2 separate regions of the Mus musculus genome follow, and region 2 is linked to region 1. A link is a contact called in ENCODE Hi-C or POLR2A ChIA-PET data. All regions are on one chromosome and are shown on one strand. Each heading gives the region's core, a stretch centred on a gene start or an enhancer-like site at or near the end of the contact. The rest is flanking DNA. Distances are from core to core; before and after follow the strand shown. Region 1 holds the start of Poldip2 (polymerase (DNA-directed), delta interacting protein 2). Region 2 holds the start of Tmem97 (transmembrane protein 97).

Region 1 (6,435 bases), core at 162-2,661:
TGACTACTCCAAACTTACTTCCTTCTATCTTTACTTAGCATTTCCAAAGTCATTCTTATTCTTGCATATCCTGTTTCAATGCACACCTTCACCCACCCTCCGGGTCTTCCCCCCCCCCCACATGTTAACCATCCTTCCAACTTTGCATTTCAGTTCCTGGTATGCATGCCTTGAGTCCATTAAGGACCTGAGAGACATGCCTAGTGTGTAAGAGGTGCTCAAAAAGCATTTGTTCTGAGGCAAGCAGTTCTTCTGTCTCTACTTTTACCCACTGCTGCTTGGCAGTATACTCACTAAGCCTGGCATTTGCTACTTGGAAGAATTGTTCTGAACCAAAAATGGTTCCACACATCGGTAATCCCAGGGCTCTTAAGGCTAAGGCTGGAAAATAACAGGTTCTGGGCCCATCTGGCTACACAGCATGATTCTCCCAATCCTACACATTCAACTGTGCTGTAAATTCTAAGTCTTTACCCTGACCTCAGGACCTAGCATTTCTAGATTCTCAAAGGTACCCCACACAGTACACTTAGCACTGCCGTGTCTCCACCCAGTGTCTTTTCACATTTACTTGTCTTAAATAGCAAATACCTCCCTTAACCACTATCAGGTCATTTCCATCAACTTATCCTTTTAAATAGGATTAATTTTGCTATGGATCCATCAAAGCACTGTAATGTTACTTTGGAAATGTTAACTTCATAGCCAACTTTTCAATCCTGTCTGATCCCTACAAGGCTTTGTTTACACCGCCCCCCCCCCCCCGAGCCTCAACCCCTATTTCCCAAGTCACATGGGCAAAATCAGTCTCCCCAAGGTCACATGGAAACAGGACCCACAAAGGTAGACACTTAAATCGACTTGTTTCCCACAGAATAGCATATTTCTGAGAGTCACTGACCCAAAAGGGCCCGGGGATCCCTGTAGTTGTATTAAATGGCAGCCCACTCCAGGTGCCGGGGACCCCAGCCTGGGAGGCAGGATTCGCCTAAGAAGCGTTACTTGTTCTCCCTCGGAGCTGCCCTGCACTGCCAGGGCCCTGGGCAGTGCTCCCTTCTTTGCTCTTGGCACATGTCCCAAGCAGCCCGTGTCGGCTCTCTCCTCGGGACCCTTTCTCAGGTGGCACTCCGGCTGCCCAAACAGAGTCAGGCCTCCTGGCTTCCTTAGTAGCTAGGTAGAAAACGCTCCCTAGATTCTGGGCCCGGCTCCCTGGCCCCCTCTCTCCGTCCCTCACCGGGACGACAGATGCCTTCGGGTCGTCGCTGTGGCCACCGGCGGAAGGCCCCCTGCTCCACCGACCGCACACAGTGGCCTCGACCCTCGGGTCGTGGCCAGCGACCGAGACCACCAGCGGCTGCCCACTGCTAGGGCCCGTCGGGCCACACAACCAGCCATGTCCCGCCCGAGCGCCCGCTCGGCTGCTGACACAGGGCCCGACCCGCGGCGGGGCGCCGTCCCGCCCCCGCCCCACACTGCCCCGCGCCTAAGCCCCTCCCCTCGGGCCCGCCCCCCGCGGCCGCGTGGGCTCCTCCAGCTACATCCGGCGCCTGTGAGCGGAAGTCCGAGTTTGGGATCACCTGATCAGAGCGTGAGGCAGAAATGGCGTCTTCCTTGCTTGCCGGCGAACGACTGGTTCGCGCTTTGGGTCCTGGCGGAGAACTGGAACGGGAGCAGCTCCCCCGGAAGCTGCGTGCCCAGCTCGAGGCTGCTCTGGGAAAGAAACACGCGGGCAGTGATAATGCCACGGGACCCCGGCGCCTGGTTTCATTCCGTCTCATCCGAGATCTGCATCAGCACCTGAGAGAAAGAAGTGAGCGGTCCCCATTCAAGAGTCGCCGCGTTCTTTTCAGATCTAATCCCTTCTGAGGCGTATTTTCCCCCCATCACTCTCGAGTGCCTACCGAGTTCTCATATATCCAGTCCAAAAGCCTTCTCATAAACCCCAGGTTTACTACTTCCATCTTAACTTCCGTGAAAATTCTTAGTGTGTTACAAAACGTATTTTCAGATTTTGTTGAGTCCTCTTTTAGTGCCACCTAAGTCCATGTGAATTTTTTTAGGAAGTCGAGATTGTAGCCCAGTACTATCTGACAGGTTGAGTTTCTCCATTTGAGGGCCATATATCAATAGTGAGCATATCGTGTTTGGAAAAAGTGATTTTTTTTCCTTCCATCTCAAAGGTAAAGGTGCAAGCCCCAGTTTAGGGGTGAGGGTAGGGAAACGGTAACAACAACAAAAACTATTGAAAGATCTGGATTGAGTCGCATGTAGTTCTAGACATTGTAAAGAAGTCATTTCTCCTTTTCAGACCTATTTACTTATGTTAAGGTAGGGAATAGGGTAAACTGGCATGTAACTTACCTTGCCAGAGTTAACATATCCTGGCCAGAAGTGCAAAGGGTAGATGATCAACTATTTAGACTTAAGAGAATCTTAGAAAAAGATCCTCTAATACAGTGTCCGCTGAGTGTTTAGCATCACAACCCAATCCTGACTAGGACAGATCTATTATTTTCACAGAAATAACCTACCATTGGTAGTGGTGAGGTAGGGTTGGTAACGAAGACTGACAGTTAAAGTCCACTCTATGACACTAAAAAATACTTAGGTGGAATTGTCCTAAATCTTTCCTAGTTGAAAGTTATCTTGAGTAAAATGAAAAATAATTGAATAAACACAAGGAGAGAAAGAAAATGATCACAAGGTTGGGCATGGCACGTACCTGAAACCCAAGGGGCTGAGGCAGTAAGATTGTGAGTTGTCTAGATGAAGTACATGAGAATTCAAGAGACAGCTAGGTGTATCTAAATGAACTTAAGGTTAGACTGGTTTCATAATGAGTTCTGAGCCAGCCTGGTCTACATGATATGTGTATGTATATACATATATCAGCCTTGTCTCAACAATATATCTATATATGAGAGAAAGAAGTGAGCGGTCCCCAATCAAGAGTCGCCGCGTTCTTTTCAGATCTAATCCTTTCTGAGGCGTATTTTCCCCCATATCACTCTCCAGTGCCTACCGAGTTCTCATATATCCAGTCCAAAAGCCTTCTCATAAACCCCAGGTTTACTACTTCCATCTTAACTTCAGTGAAATATGATATATATATATATATATATATACGAGTTATATATGAAATATATGAGTTAAATATGAAATATATATGAGTTTACAGGGATGGCCGTGTTTTATTTGGGTAAAAATTAGGGCTACCCACTTCTGTCATCTTAGCTTTCCAGCCTCAGCTGCACGTGTCATTATGTGGAACCTTATTCTTTCCAGATTCCAGGCTGTATCTTCATGAACTCCTAGAAGGCAGTGACATCTACTTTCCAGAGATTGTGAAGCCTCCCCGGGTATGTAACAGAAATTTGTGAGAGTTGGGTACAGGTTTTATTAATCAGCTTTTGGGTTTGAAATCTTATATTTTAATTCTTTGGAAAAGCTGAGCTGTGGCTCAGTGGGATAGTACTTGACAAGGCCCTAGCACCAATAAATACATAAAATTTGGGGGCCAGTGAAATACCTCAATGAGTGGGGGCACTTGCTACCAAGCATGGCAGGCAACCTGGGTTCTGTCCTTAGGACCCCCATGGTGGAGGGAAAGGCTGACTCCCAAAGGTTATCTCTTCCCTGCACACATGTACTGCTGCTCGGGTTTATGTGCATGTACAAAGGATTTAAAAAAACAAAACCAAAAGCTGTTGGGAGTCTAAGATCAGGGAGAGAAACCTCTCTGACGGCTTTGGAAAACTGAGACTCAGTGAACCATTTTCCAAAGCAGTGCAAGCATAACAGGTGTGCGGTGTCCCAGCACCATTAGGAGTACAGTGGTCTTTGGAAACATGTAAAAGAATATCATTCTTCTCACGTGCTTATTTTTGTTTAGAATCCAGAGCTAGTTGCCCGGCTAGAGAAGATTAAGATACAGCTAGCCAATGAGGAGTATAAGCGGATCACTCGCAATGTCACTTGTCAGGTAAGGGCCTACTGCTCGAAAAAATGTTCGAAAAAGGCCTAATGTTCGAAAAAAACGGCGAGGGTAGTGTAATGGCACACACCTTTAATCCCAGTACTTCTGATGCAGGGGCAAATGAATTTGAGACCAACCAGAACTATATAGTGAGACACTGTCTCAAAAAAGAAAAGAAAAATATGGGAATTCAAACTTAGTCTATACACTGTTGTAGAACTGTAAGGCCTATGTTCCATGTGGACCAAGGCGAGTCTTCAGTGTATTCACTGAGACTCTGGCCTTAGATAGTGACTGAATTTTTTTTTTTTTTAATGTTTGTTTGTTATGTATGCAGTGTTCTGTCTGCATGTATGCCTGCATGCCAGAAGAGGGCACCAGATCCCACTATAGATGGCTCTGAGCCACCTCTCCAGCCCTGGTGGCTCATTCTTTTTTTTTTTTTTTTTTAAGATTTATTTATTATTATATCTAAGTACACTGTATCTGTCTCCAGACACACCAGAAGAGGGCGTCAGACCTCATTACGAATGGTTGTGAGCCACCATGTGGTTGCTGGGATTTGAACTCGGGACCTTCGGAAGAGCAGTTGGTGCTCTTAACCACTGAGCCATGTCTCCAGCCCCCTGGTGACTCATTCTTAAATGTCATAGAAATGGATATGAGCCGTAGAGCTTTCTTCTTTATTCAAGGAAGGGTTTCTGTAGCCCAGGCAGCCTCCCAAATACTAGGATCACAGGTGTGCCTGTAGCCTCTCTTTCCCGACAGGACTTCTTTGGCATGTTTTTGCGATAACATAGGAAGGTTGATGGGTCCTAGGAGCCTGGATCCTCCTCTTTATGATCTAAAAGGCATCATACAAGTCCCAGGCTAAAGAACCCAAGGAAGGGAGAGCTGATGTGTTGAGAAATAGAAAGGACTGAGGCTGAACTGGTAAAGGGGACCTGAACTGCTCATTCTGAAATTATCTGTTTTGTTGTTGTTTTATTTTGTTTTGTGTTTTGTTTGTTTGTTTATTTACTTACTTTTTCCCAGGATGCACAGTGTGGGGGGACTCTCAGTGACCTGGGAAAGCAAGGTAAGGTGCTGAGAATGGGAGCCCAGGCTGCTCAAACCTCTCCCTGGGGTTGGTCATGGCCATCCTTCCTACCACACGCACTATTATGAGATGAAGTGTAAGACGTTCGTTCAGACTTGGTCTCTGAAGAGAACACACCAGATAGGGGAGGCAGCTCTGAGGTAATCTGTCCTCCCTGAGAATGCTGGCCTAAATGCTTCCTCTCTGAACTGTTCCCAAAGTGAGGTCAGTGAAGGCTCTGGTCGTCACCATCTTCAACTTCATTATCACAGTGGCAGCTGCCTTTGTCTGCACTTACCTAGGAAGCCAGTATGTCTTCACAGAAATGGCCTCGGTGAGTAGGCACAGGGCAGGACAGAGTGCCCTTGTTGGGTTAATGGGAAAGGGAGGGTGTATGTGGAACCGCACAGGTTAATCAGTTGTATATATTTATGCAATCAACATGGACACATTTAGGTTCCCAGTAATCATGGGGGTGGGTAGCAATCCCAAGAGCCTCCTTTCCTCTACAACTTAAGGCAATAGTTCTCAACCTTCCTAATGCTGTGACCCCTTAATACAGTTCTTCATGTTGTGGTGACCCCCAACCATAAAATTATTTTTCTTGCTACTTCGTAGCTGTAATTTTGCTATTGCAAATCACAATGTAAATCTCTATATGCAGGATATCTGATTTGTGACCACTGTGAAAGGGTCATTTGACCCTCAAAGGGGTCGTGACCCACAGGTTGAGAACTGATGACTTAGGGGCTGGAATAGGGAATCTCAATCCTCATTAGAGGTGCTAAGGGCTTGCAGATTTGAGTGCTGACCCACATCTCTTATCCCTAATTCTTCTCACCTGCAGAGAGTGCTGGCTGCATTGATCGTTGCCTCGGTGGTAGGTCTGGCAGAACTGTACGTCATGGTAAGGGCAATGGAAGGAGAACTGGGCGAGCTGTAACTGGTGTTTCACCATCAGAGTCTGGAAGAAGTGTGGGGAGCCCCAGACTCCATTGCCCATCACAGACTCTCAGTCAACCCACAATGCTCTTTGTATTCAGCTCCAGTTAGTCAGAGGACCAGGTCAGGTTCTTTGGGGAGCCTGTCTGCTGTGAATTTCCTTGGGGAGGAGTAGAGGAGATTCAGACAGTGTTTCTGTAAAACTAAAAAGACTGATCTCAGTAACTTCTGAATCCAGTGCCCATCATCTGCCTTTGCTGGTCCATTTTGGGGTCTACTGAGTCTGGTTTTTCTCATAAAAGTAAGTAGAACCCAGGCCTTTACCCCAAATGGACTCTACTGCCTTGAACTGGCCCAATAGTCAGAAGACAGGCATCCATAGAAGAAAAACCAGTTGATACAGGATGGTGGAACTAGAAGCCAGGCAGCTAACTCTGTA
Region 2 (5,817 bases), core at 464-2,963, 38 kb before region 1:
CCTTCCTCTGTTGTTTCCTTAGTGCACTGGGTTCTCTGGGCATTGACCACATCTCTAGAGATCCTCCCACTAGAGCATTGCAGCCAGGCCTGGAAGGCAGAATATCCTGACACCAGAAATCTTACAGTACACCCCCAAACTCCTGGCCCACTGACATGCTCAGCAGGGCCTAAGTCATTTACCTCTCTACTTTCTAGTTATCAGTGCCTGTTGCCTCATCTGTCCCTGTCGTCCTTGGGTCCCACAGTCTATTATGTCAACCACTTGTCCACCTTCTTCGGCTCACCTTTATCTTCCTGACCACCCTCTCCCTGATGCATCCAAAATGCTTTCCTGAGCAGACCCAACACTGAGAGCCATCTACCTCAGCAACGCCAACCCCTCTGTCTTAGTACTATGGTAGCTACCACTGGGCACACAGACTACCCTACCTAACCCTAATTTTTGCTTTCCCTTAGCTATACTTTCCTTCACTTCTCTGGGCAGAAACTTCAAACCCATTTAGACATCCCAGTCTCCTTTGCTGAAATGGGCACACTGGAGCAAGCATGGTGCCTATGACTTTAATTCCAGCACTTGGAAGGCAGAGGCAGGGTGAATCTCTGTGAGGTTCAGGCTAGCCTTGTCTACACAGCCAGTCACAGGGTTACATAGTGAGAGGCTGTCTCAAAAAGTGAATACAAAAGAAAGAGAAGGACACGTGGGGTCCATTTCTCTACCTCTTCCCGACCAGTTGTCTACACTCTGTCTCCATTTCCCTACCTCCCAATACACTGCTCTCCAGCCATAGGACTTCTCATTGGTACTGGTGGACAGCACTCAGTGTCAACCGTGACACAGCTACTCCATTCTTCCCTGTGACCATCATTCGCTTGGTCATCTCCTCCCATGACCCTTATGATTCTGTAGGATCTCTTAATGCCCTTCGCTCTCTAACCTTCAAATGCTCTCACAAATCTAAACCAAGTTCATCCAACTGCCCGCCTGCCTGCTCAAGGTCTCTTTGGTTGGTTGGTTTGGTCTGAGACAGGCTCTATGTATCCCTAGCTTGCCTGTAGACCAGGCTGGCCTAGACCTTACAGATTTCTGTCCACACCCGGCCCTTTGGGGCTCTGGTTCAAATGGTGCAAGAGATGGAAGTCGGGCCTTCTTGAGTGCTAAGTAAATGCTCTATACTTAGCAGTACCCAAGCCCTAACCCTGCTCAGTGTATACAAAGCACAAACTTAATTTCCTTTCCCTTGAACCCAAGTCCTGTGTTCCCTATTCTCATCGAATGGCAGCCCCCATCTTGTCCCAGGCCTATCAGGGTCCATCATATAAAATCATTATTTGTGGGCTGAGCAGTGATTTTGGAGCCAGCAGGAAAGTCCGGCTCGCAGCGCTCCTAAACTGCCACTGCGGGTTCTGGTTTTACTGGCCCGGGGTCCCAATACGGAACAGAACCCAGCGAATAAAACACTCGTGGCACAGGGAAGACCAGCGCACGCAGCCCGAGGCTGCACACGCGCACCCGCCGACGTGGACCGCTCAGAGCCACGCCCCCTCACGCGGTACTCCCAGCAGCCAATGGAAACAACAGGTAGGCCATCATTCAAACTATAGCCCCGCTATATGGGCGGGCCACGAGGGCCTCCACCCACTCACGAGCCGCTTCTGTTTTTCCCCTTCGACCAATAGGTACGGCCTGTGTGAGCCGGGGGCGGGACGGCACAGCTCGGGCGCGGGGCTTCTAACCACGTAGCAGGCTTCTATCACCGGCTTGCCAGTCGTAGCCCAACGGACAGGAGGGAACATGGGGGCCCTGGCAGCTAGGCGCTGTGTCGAGTGGCTCTTGGGCCTCTACTTCGTCTCGCACATCCCCATCACGCTGTTCATCGACCTGCAGGCGGTGCTGCCGCCCGAACTATACCCGCAGGAGGTGAGGCTCAGGGGTCCCCACGTGGCCGTCCTGATTTCTGTTGGCTCCGTGCCTGACTTCGGCCCCAGCCGGCTGTCCCCAGCCGTTGACCACCGCTTTGTTTTTTTCAGAGCGGAACTGAGGGTGCAACCCAATGGTAGGGCGCATGCCTAGGAGGTCCTGGGTTTGAGCCCCATGTACTCGCCAATCCTTTGCAAAACCTTTGCCTGGGTGTGTTTCGCTCCCATGGTTTTAACTACGGCAGTTGGCTGAGGGAAGTTGCCTGGGTGAACCAGTGTCTGTCACGTGTTGAATCTATTGCGTTTGGATGGACTTTAAAAGTCCAGTGTAAGCCGAGAAAGAAAAAAAAGTCCTGCGTAGTAGAATAAAATGACTGAAGGGTTAGCCCTTGGTTAGTGCTCGTGGCATTCATACACTCCTTCTGGGTCTGGATCTAGCTTGAGGAGCAGTTGAGGAAATGTCGCTTTTCCAAGTCAGTTTTGAATTGTTTGAAGATGAGCTACCGTTCCCTGCGCTTTGGAGAGCATTCTTTGACCCGATTTTAAGGTCAAGATTAAGCATGCCTCTCCAATCTACTGACGGACTTATCCACCTAAATGTTTGAAATGGCTGAAATGCTCTTTAAATGTTTCTTCTTTGCAGGGCAGTTCTTAATCTTAAATCCGTAAATTCTCAATGGTGGCTGCAAAATGACATGTGCCTTGTGTTCTCTGAGAGGACATGACACAGGAATTGTCACCTACTCAACAAAGTTAAGGAGTGACACCATCAGCAGTGTCACCCCCCACTCCCTTAAGTCTTTTTGGTTTGTTTGTGGAACCACGGGATTGCAAAGACCTTTGATCTACAGGGGAAACCCGTAGGTAGCATGTGGCAAGAGCACCGGTCTGTGGTGCTGCTTTCCCAAGGACTGGCTGCCTGTGGACATGTTGAGGGCCCTATGGATCCTACTTTTTTTTCCCCTTAAAATAATAGTTCATTTGAATCCATTGCAAGAGGACCTCAGGCCAGGCTGTAACTGACATGTAGCTACAGCTTTAGATTGTAAACTCAAAAGATTGTGGGATTGAGGCTGTGGCTCCGTAGTAAAAACATTGGCCAGCATGCACGAGGCCCTGGATTCAAATCCCAGCACCAAAACCAGTGTGTTATCAAGTTAAGTTGATTTGTTTCACTCCTCTAAGACATTGTCACAAACGCAGTGGCTTACTTTACCCCCAACGTTATGCTTAAGCTGCTCGGAGGTTAGAAATTTAGAATGTTCGGTCTCAGGCTCAAAGGTAGACTACACTCCTTGCCTCTTCCAGGTGGCTGGGTTTGCAGAGCTGCGGATCACACTCAGGCCGCACAGTCTACCCACTGACCTTTCTTTGGCTGTGGCCCTTTCACTGCAATCTCTGCAGGTCATCCGTCATATTGCCACTTCATCTGTATTCACATCTCTCTCTGCCTTTTATAAGGTCACTTGTAATTCACGAGGGCCCACCATGTAACCCAGGAAAACCTCCCCTTTGAACATCCTTCTGTACACCTGTGGTCCTATTGGACATGGATTAGGACATGATACCTTTGAGTGCTGTCAGCCTGCTGCCACGGAAGGGCCTGACAACTACAAAGAGGCCATCAAAACTTTGCACTAGCTATAGCCATGAAGAAGGGGAGTCACTGTTTCTTTGGGGTTTGGTAGCAGTGGAGATAAAACCCAGGGCTTTGCATACTGAGCTACCCATAGCCCTTGTTTTTCCTTTGGTATTGTGTTTGAGGTTTGTTTTTGTTGTTTGGTTGGGTTGGGTTTGGTTTGTTTAAAAATTGAATTCACCAATTGAGCTGCACTGGGTTTACAGGCATCACCTGGCTTGAGTGACAGGTTTTTTGAAATAGGGCCTCACAACTTTGAAAACCCAGCCTGTTTCCCTGGCAATTCCTGGTTTACCTTCTGACTGCTTGCACCCATCCTTGCTCACCACTCCTGAAACAACTAGATGTGACCAGCATCATGCAGACCACCACTTAAACATTTTATTTTTGTTTGTTTTTCAAGATGGTGTCTCACTGTGTAGCTCCAGGTGTCCTGTAACTCAGTATCTAGACCTGGTGGGTCTCAAACTCACAGAACTCCTGTTTCTACCCCCCAAATACGGAAAGCTCACTTCACCATGCCCAATCTCTGTTTGATCTGGTGGACTTTTATTAGCTTCCTGTTACATCACTTTTATTCTCCTCTTGTAATTGTCATCTCAGAGTAAACATTTGCTGCCACCATCTGTTAACTTAGCTAGGCCTAGTCCTGGAAGCTTCTGGCCTCTGTACAGTCTTAACTAGACCTAGAGTGTTTTCTGCCTCTGAAACTTACTGCTGAATAAGCTCATCTGTTCTTTTTTTCCCTGAACTCTGGCTGGCTGGTTCAACTTAGCTGTTCTGGCTCAAACTCCTCTCTCAACCAGACTTCTGTCTGGGCCTCTCCTGAATTAATCTGCTTGGCCTCAAACTCATACTGGCAATCTGTTCTAATCTGGCGCCTTCTCATCCTCTGGCTTGTTCTGTCTTCATCTATATCTAGTTTGTTCTGTCTGGAACCAGTTTCTTCCTGTAAAACTGCCTTTCTCCTCCCTCTTTTTTTTCTCTCTCTGCTCTATCTCAAGTAGCTTCCCTTTCTTCCCCATGAGAATTGGGCATATGCTATCCTGTCAAATCTTTCTCTGATTCATCACTTTGCCACTCAATTAGAAATCACTTTCAAACACAGGTGCTTCCTTCTACAAACTAACTTTACCTTAATTGTTTGGGATGAAATGAGAGGTGAATTCTAAGAACGTGTCTGTGTTCTAGCCAGAGGGATTAAAGTTGTGTGCTAAGTGCTGAGCTACACCACAAGTAAAAAGTTGGGTTTTAATGGGTGGATACTTCACTCCTCCTTAGAAGAGGGAACAAAATACCCATGGAAGGAGTTACAGAGACAACGTTTGGAGCTAAGACAAAAGGATGGACTATTCAGAGACTACCCCACCCGGGGATCCATCCCATAATCAGCCACCAAACCCAGACACTATTGCACAATGCCAGATTGATTTTGCTGAAGGGACCCTGTTATAGCTGTCTCATATGAGGCTATGCCAGTGCCTGGCAAATACAGAAGTGGATGCTCACAGTCATCTATAAGATGGAACACAGGGCCCCCAATGGAGGAGCTAGAGAAAGCACCCAAGGAGCTGAAGGGGTCTGCAACCCTATATTTGGAACAACAATATGAACTAACCAGTAACCCCAGAGCTCGTGTCTCTAGCTGCATATGTATCAGAAGATGGCCTAGTCGGCCATCACTGGGAAGAGAGGCCCCTTGGTCTTATAAACTTTATATGCCTCAGTACAGGGGAACGCCAGGACCAAGAAGTGGGAGTGGGTGGGAAGGGGAGCAGGGCAGAGGGAGGGTATAGGGAACTTTAGGGATAGCATTTGAAATGTATATAAAGAAAATATCTGAGCCGGGCGTGGTGTCACACACCTTTAATCCCAGCCCTCGGGAGGCAGAGGCAGAAGTTCGAGGCCAGCCTGGTCTACAAAGTGAGTTCCAGGACAGCCAGGGCTACACAGAGAAACCTTGTCTCAAAAAAAAAAAAGGAAAATCTAATAAAAAAGAAAAGAAAGTTGGATTTTGGGTTTGTGGTGGGTTTTTTTTCCCCCAGTAAATAACACAACCTCGGAAATCACAGTGTGATCGAATATTCTACAACAGCTTCCAGGTTAGGGATGTAGCATTATTCATGTGTCTCATGCACCTGGTGCTAGGTTTCCTGGCTAGCCCTTTACTCTGTCCCCTTTTTGCCTTTGACACTTTATTACTGTTAGGGAGTGCATGCTGCATTGTCGGAGATCACGACAACCTGTGGGCCAGGTCTT

What was found. A loop is a pair of places that touch in the nucleus more often than their neighbours do. ChIA-PET counts read pairs that join two places held with the same protein, here RNA polymerase II (POLR2A).
Region 2: POLR2A ChIA-PET joins it to region 1 with 15 read pairs in embryonic stem cell. The contact joins the promoter of Tmem97 here to the promoter of Poldip2 in region 1. A Hi-C loop is called at or near these places in 1 of 37 maps with a recorded cell type or tissue (heart). POLR2A ChIA-PET finds 5 or more read pairs at or near these places in 5 of 5 experiments (Patski and embryonic stem cell).

Annotation. Positions count from the first base shown.
Region 1 is chr11:78,507,272-78,513,706 of GRCm38, reverse strand. Poldip2 (polymerase (DNA-directed), delta interacting protein 2) reads right to left here and starts at 1,411. Exons shown (of 11, transcript NM_026389.3): 1 at 1,235-1,411. The coding sequence starts at 1,395. Tmem199 (transmembrane protein 199) reads left to right here and starts at 1,539. Exons shown (of 6, transcript NM_199199.3): 1 at 1,539-1,810; 2 at 3,286-3,359; 3 at 3,893-3,982; 4 at 5,012-5,054; 5 at 5,276-5,388; 6 at 5,902-6,435. The coding sequence starts at 1,600. The coding sequence ends at 5,997.
Region 2 is chr11:78,546,631-78,552,447 of GRCm38, reverse strand. Tmem97 (transmembrane protein 97) reads left to right here and starts at 1,713. Exons shown (of 3, transcript NM_133706.2): 1 at 1,713-1,920. The coding sequence starts at 1,795.